Linked DNA regions of Homo sapiens: region 2 is linked to region 1. A link is a loop called in an ENCODE intact Hi-C map of the cell type or tissue named here. Cell type or tissue: Calu3. All regions are shown on one strand. Links, peaks and the distances in the headings refer to the core of each region. The heading gives the core; the rest is flanking DNA.

What was found. A loop is a pair of places that touch in the nucleus more often than their neighbours do. Peaks named below come from ENCODE experiments on the same cell type or tissue, not always from the same donor. Only the 100,000 strongest peaks of a DNase experiment are listed, where the experiment ranks them.
Region 2: it touches region 1 in a loop (1.9-fold over the local background); 1 of 110 quality-filtered maps calls a loop at or near these places.

Annotation. Positions count from the first base shown.
Region 1 is chr6:133,405,850-133,408,774 of GRCh38, reverse strand. All of the region lies in intron 3 of EYA4 (EYA transcriptional coactivator and phosphatase 4), which reads right to left. Among named protein-coding and RNA genes, the nearest start is that of EYA4-AS2, 49 kb to the left of the region's middle. In Calu3, for the core only: no CTCF peak of the experiment used is centred there; no DNase peak of the experiment used is centred there.
Region 2 is chr6:133,340,149-133,343,073 of GRCh38, reverse strand. All of the region lies in intron 2 of EYA4 (EYA transcriptional coactivator and phosphatase 4), which reads right to left. Among named protein-coding and RNA genes, the nearest start is that of EYA4, 100 kb to the right of the region's middle. In Calu3, for the core only: no CTCF peak of the experiment used is centred there; DNase peaks (open chromatin) are centred at 1,313 and 2,343.

The sequences.
Region 1 (2,925 bases), core at 203-2,702:
TGACATCATGACTAACACTCACTGAGTACTTAGTCGCGCCAGGCACTGTCCTAAAAGCTTTGACAGTGTAAACCATTTAAACCTCATGGAAACATATGAGGTAGATATTGTTATTATCATCCTGTATGTGGTTAGGGAAACCAAGAAGGCACAAAGAGATTAAATAACTTGTCCAACACTGTATAGCTAGCAAGTGGCAAATCCATGTTTCAAATTAAGCATTCTGGCTCGAGAATCTACATCCTCTACTAGATTGCCTTTGTAATAATAAATTTAATTTTTTTTTCCAAAACTGAACTTGCTGAGATTCATTTAATCTTATGCGTAGATTCTAAGAACCAGACCAAATATATATGTATTTTTAACCTCTACATAAATCATTCAAGAGGACAAGACTATGCAGACAGTCCATCTACAATGTAACCACATAAAAGAATTCTGGGGAATCTGAGCCCATTAACAAAAGTGTGCATGGAATCAGCCAAGAAGCCAGATGTCTCCCTCAGAGGAGGAGTATCTTCCTAGCTTTTCACTGAGACCTTCAGCCAGGTATTCCCCAACAAAAGATGGAGGAAGGACGGTCTGTTCACCATGCAAAGGGGCCAAATGTAAAATGATTGATGTGTTTAGTAACAACCTTGAAGTTTTTAGTAGTAAATACTTTTTAGCAAAATCCAAATTGCAGCCCCAACAATTAATAAAACTCTATAAAGATATGTATTATAGTTCAGGAAAGTTTGCATAATGAAAAAGTTAAAGCTTTGCCTAATCCCTTTTTCATGTTCAGCTCTTAATGTAAGTCAGGTTTCCTTTTCTTCCCCCCATACTTTAAATCCTCCAAAGAATGCTAAAGAAAATCAGGCAAGCAAAACAAGCAGCTTTTGATTCTCTGGCACTCTACCATTTGGAAAACAGACTCAAATTGCATGACAGATAGTGGTCTAGGAATTTGAGAAATATGAGTTGGTTTCAATAAGAAATACCTTTATAAGGAAGCTTTAGAAAATAGCAGCAGTATTTTTCTTTTATTTTTTTTTCCTGAAAATTAGTAACAAACATCAGAACCCTAAGTTGAATTTGAATCTATATAGAGCTCACTGTTTGATCCACAAATTCTTACTGGGCTCAACTTAATTGAATTTAGAAGACGAAAACTGCTGAAGCTGAGAAGATTTATGATTGCATGTTATCTGTGGCACAGGGAGTCTCTGGATTATTCAAAAGTGAGGGGGGTTGGCATGCTGTGGAACTGCTTCTGCTAAGCTTGCTGTAAGGTGAAGCTACTGGGGAAAAATCTGAAGGCTCCAAGAGCAAGGAAGGCGGGGGTGAGTGAGTAACAGCCAAAGCCCTGGTGATTTGGAAAGAGTTTGCACCTGTAGGGTCCATCGCCTTCTCCTCCTATCCTCCCATTCAACATTTAGTCCAACTTTAAGAAACACTACAAATTCCCAGAGAATATGTAGAATAATCTAAATAAATCTCTTTCGATAAATACGTTTCCTTCCAAAAAAAAAAAAAAAAAACCCTAGACTCCTTTATTTCACAGTGTAGGTTGATAAAACTATGTGATAACAAGTGGTTGATAAACTGAATTAGCACTTTAACAATTAACTCAAATATCCCAATGTAAGGAGTTTAATTAGACCTTTCCCAAATTAAAAACTTGATCTCAAAGTTTTTTCTTATCTTCTGAATTTAAAGACATTAGTAATATATTATGTATTACACTGAGATATGTCATACCAGCTCTATGTAAAATCTGCTCAAGAGAAAGACAATATAGTTGAAACCTAAAAGCTAAATAAGTGCTTACTTTATTCTAGAAAAACAAATGCTATATACACATTATTTTTCTATTCAGCTTTCTCTATAAGTAACTTTAATTTTAAATTATTCTGCATTTCTCCCTAATTTACACTCGAAAACCTATAGAAGACTGAAATAATAAGAGACAGATTTCATACATTTCATTTTCATTTTAATAGAAAACCTTCTAGAATTAAAAATCGCATAGTACACTTGGAAATTATTTTGTTAAAGTATAAGAAACAGGTTTTATACAACCTGTTAACAGCTTTCAATCTGAAAAATGTATATAGCTAACTGAAATATCTAATTGAATTTAACTAAAATATGCTGGCAATTAGGTGAGGGCAACACAGAATTATGAAGACCAAGGCACTGAACATCATGACAAATCTTAGAACATTTTTAATGAAGAGAATTCACAAAATATATACTCATTCAAAGGCTTTCAAATGCTGACCAAAGCTTTCCTTTTGACCTTACCTATCACTCCTGCCTTCACAGATCCTGCACTGCCAGTGACTCAGTGGGTGTGCCCCCGTTTACACCATTGCATATGATGTGCCGTTGGCATTGTATGCCTCTCAAGGTGCAGTTTGATGCCATCTCTTCCAAGAAGCCCAGATGTCATTCTCTAGCTGTTTCTCTGGCCAATGAGTAGTCATTTCCTTATGAGAGCTCATCTCGTGTCATGAGTCCTGTATGTGTCTTATCTCTGATTATTTCGTAAACTTCTTTTGGGCAAGAACTATATCTAATAGATTTTACTTTCCTTAAAATACCTAAGATAGAACCTGGCCCATGGTAGGTGGTAAATAACTGCCTGGTCAATTAGTAAATAAAAATATGAATGAAGTTTGACAGCCTATACAATATATATATAAAGTAATCTGATACAATGTTACTAAATAGATAGATAGAAGATAGGTAGGTAGGTAGGTAGGTAGATAGATAGATAATAGAATTTAGCAGCATTCTCTCTGCTCTCCAGTTGACTACACAGTTCCTAAAATACAACAGACATGCTCTCACCTCAGGACCTTTGCACATGCTGTTCTCTCTTCCTGGGACTCTTCTCCCAGACAGCTGCATGACCCAGCCCTCATTTCCTCCTTAGTG
Region 2 (2,925 bases), core at 276-2,775, 66 kb after region 1:
ACCTTCTGAGCCATGTATAAATTAAATAACTCCAATAGCCATTGATCTGTAAATGTTCATGGTTATGGCAACTGTTCACGTCTCTATAAATTAGAAAATAAATTAAGCAAAAATTAATTGTACAAAAATCATGAAGGTCAATATGCCTAATATAGATAATGGTGTTCAAAATGCAGAACTATTAGTAAATACCTAGGAATCAAATCTGTACCATATTTTTAAAATATTGCATCAAAATATAAAGAAATTTTCACTTTTAAAATAAATCAGTGCTTTTTAATTTCTATCAATCCTAGTTGTTGATTTAGGTTATGCTAAATAAAGATTTCAGAAATCTCAAATCCTCTTTGTCAATACCTGTTAATCCTAGCCAGGCCCAGATATAAAAATGCTAAATAATTATTGTATGAATGATAAATTCATGTGCCTTAAGCTAAGTTCAGTTAAGCCCAGAGAAATATAAAGAATTATATATATATATATATATATATATATATATGGCAGTGTGTACCTTAAACTGGATGGCAGCAATATACCATGTTATCAGGTAATCCTGGTAATGAATGACCAAAGCTCAGAGCTCACTATAAAACAGGCTTTCCTGTCCCTTGCTACACCTTCCGATCTGAATCTGTGCTTCCTTCCCTTGGATGGACCCAGAAAATTGTCCTGAAATTCAGCCCACTTGGCTGGACTCTGAATATGTGCCCAGGCTTTGGGAAGCCCTTCTGGGTACTGGACCCTCCCTTTCCAGTCCCCAGAAGGGCTTCCCAAAGCCTGGACACATCCTTGAATCTAACAATGAATTGTAGCCAGTAGGTACCAGATCCAAAATGCTTCCATGGCACCAGCCACCTGACTCCACCCTGCTACCGAAGAAACCCAAAGAAGCTGGTACCAATCTAGACTGGTCTCAATTTCAACTCACTGTCTGTAATTTTATGATCTTGATTTGGGGCTCTGCCTTAGGGTCCATAAGTTACCCTTAAGCCCTGATGATTCCAAGTTAGTGCTTTCATGTCAGTCAGCCTCTTTAGAGGCCCAGCATGTTTCAAATGACTTGTCAAGATATTTATGAGACAATTCAGCAGCATTAGACCAAATCCTGTCATAAAATTCATCCTGAATTTGACCATGAGAAGACATGATACAAAAGTAAATAGTTTGAAAAAATGTATTCAGTCACTTGGGGAGACTGCTGAAAATCAAATTTCAAAGATGCTATCCATTCCACACTAACTATTTCACTTGTTGAATGGTAAGTTTTTTTTTCCCCTTAAGTGGTAGTTGGCTTAAAGCCACCGTCCCCATTAGCTCCATAGTTGGTGAGAAACAGTGGAGATTGTTTGTCCTGCTTATCTAGAAATCCTGCCCTCCACTAGCTATTCATTTGTGAGTCAATGTTTTTTTTTTAATGCAACTATTGCAAAAGTCCTTTGTTTCAACATTAGAAAAGAATTTTCTAAATTCTGTTCAATGTTACACCTTTAAACTAGAATTTATTAGGCTATTCTTATTTGGAAGTCCATAAAGCTAAATCCAGCTGGAATTTAAAATTTAATGTTATAGTGGATTTCATAAAGGGCTCCACTGTTAATGTTTTATCCACATCTCTCAGAATAGTTCACAGATTATTTTCATCTGTTTTGTTCATGCTTTATTCCTGCGTACCTACAAAGTGTTTGGAACATGGTAGGTATCCACTAAATGTCAGTGGAATGGATAAATGATTTGATGGACAGGTGAATGAATTTAACCTATATGGTAATTTAAATTTTAAAGGTAAGTGGAAAAGCCAGGATTTATTCTCATGCCACATTTTGATCAAAGCAACTATTCTTTCTACTTTAACCTGTGAACTATTCCCTCAGGTAGCCTAGGCAACTGTTTGCTGTGTTTACTCAGTTCCTCAATTTGCAGAATCTTCCTTGGATGGTTGGAAGATCTTCTCTTAAAATGCATGTTCTGGGTCTTCAAACCCAGGGTTCATGTCCAGGGTCTATGCCATAGCAAGTATAAACATAGAAGCTAGACCTTAGCATTTTCTAAGTTTTGCGCTCCATGATAAATAACTTCTATTTAAAATCCAGTCCATTAGCAAGCCGTGTTGGCTAAATCTTCAGAATACATCCATACTTTAACTGCTCCTTCCCACCCCTTCTAATTTCAGGCTGCTCAGTGGCACAGGCTGAGCAGCCTGGATATGATTCCTTTCTTCACACAGCAGCCAGAGGGACTCTTTCGAAAAGTTAGATCAGCAGTCCACTCTTCTGATCTTATCCTCCAGTGGCTTTCCATATGACTCACAGCAAAAGGCAAGGTCTTTATTGGCCCACAGGGCTTGATATCAAAAACTTCACCACTCCCTCTGACCTCAGCTTCGAGTCCCTCTCCTCACTTTCCCTCCTCTGCCGCCTCTTGGCTTCTTTTCTGTTCTCAAGCACAGTTCTGCCTTGGGGCCAGTGCACATCCTTCCCTGGAATGCTCACTTCCCAGATACACATACACTTCCTTTTCTCATGTCTATGAAGTCTCTGTATAAACACCACCTTATCAATGGGGCTCACCTACCCTAATTTAATTCTCTCTCACCTCCTTTTCAGCTGCGTCTTTCTTGTAGCACTTATCATCATCTGACATGCCATATATTTTGTTCATTTATTTATTATTTTTTGACTCCAAACAAATGTAAGCACTACTTTATGTAGATGTGAAAAGAGGCAAAGGCAGCAGAAGAACCATTCTTGCATTCAGAGGGATAGTCCAAAATCAATTTGGCAAAGAACAGGACACAGGATTATACCATCCGTTGCTTCACTTTTAAATGGTTTTTCTGTGTCTATACCTACAGTCCCTCTAGTACACAGAAAAAGCATGGAATGACTTTTGCCCATGTTTTAACACATTAAGCCTATATATAGTCTT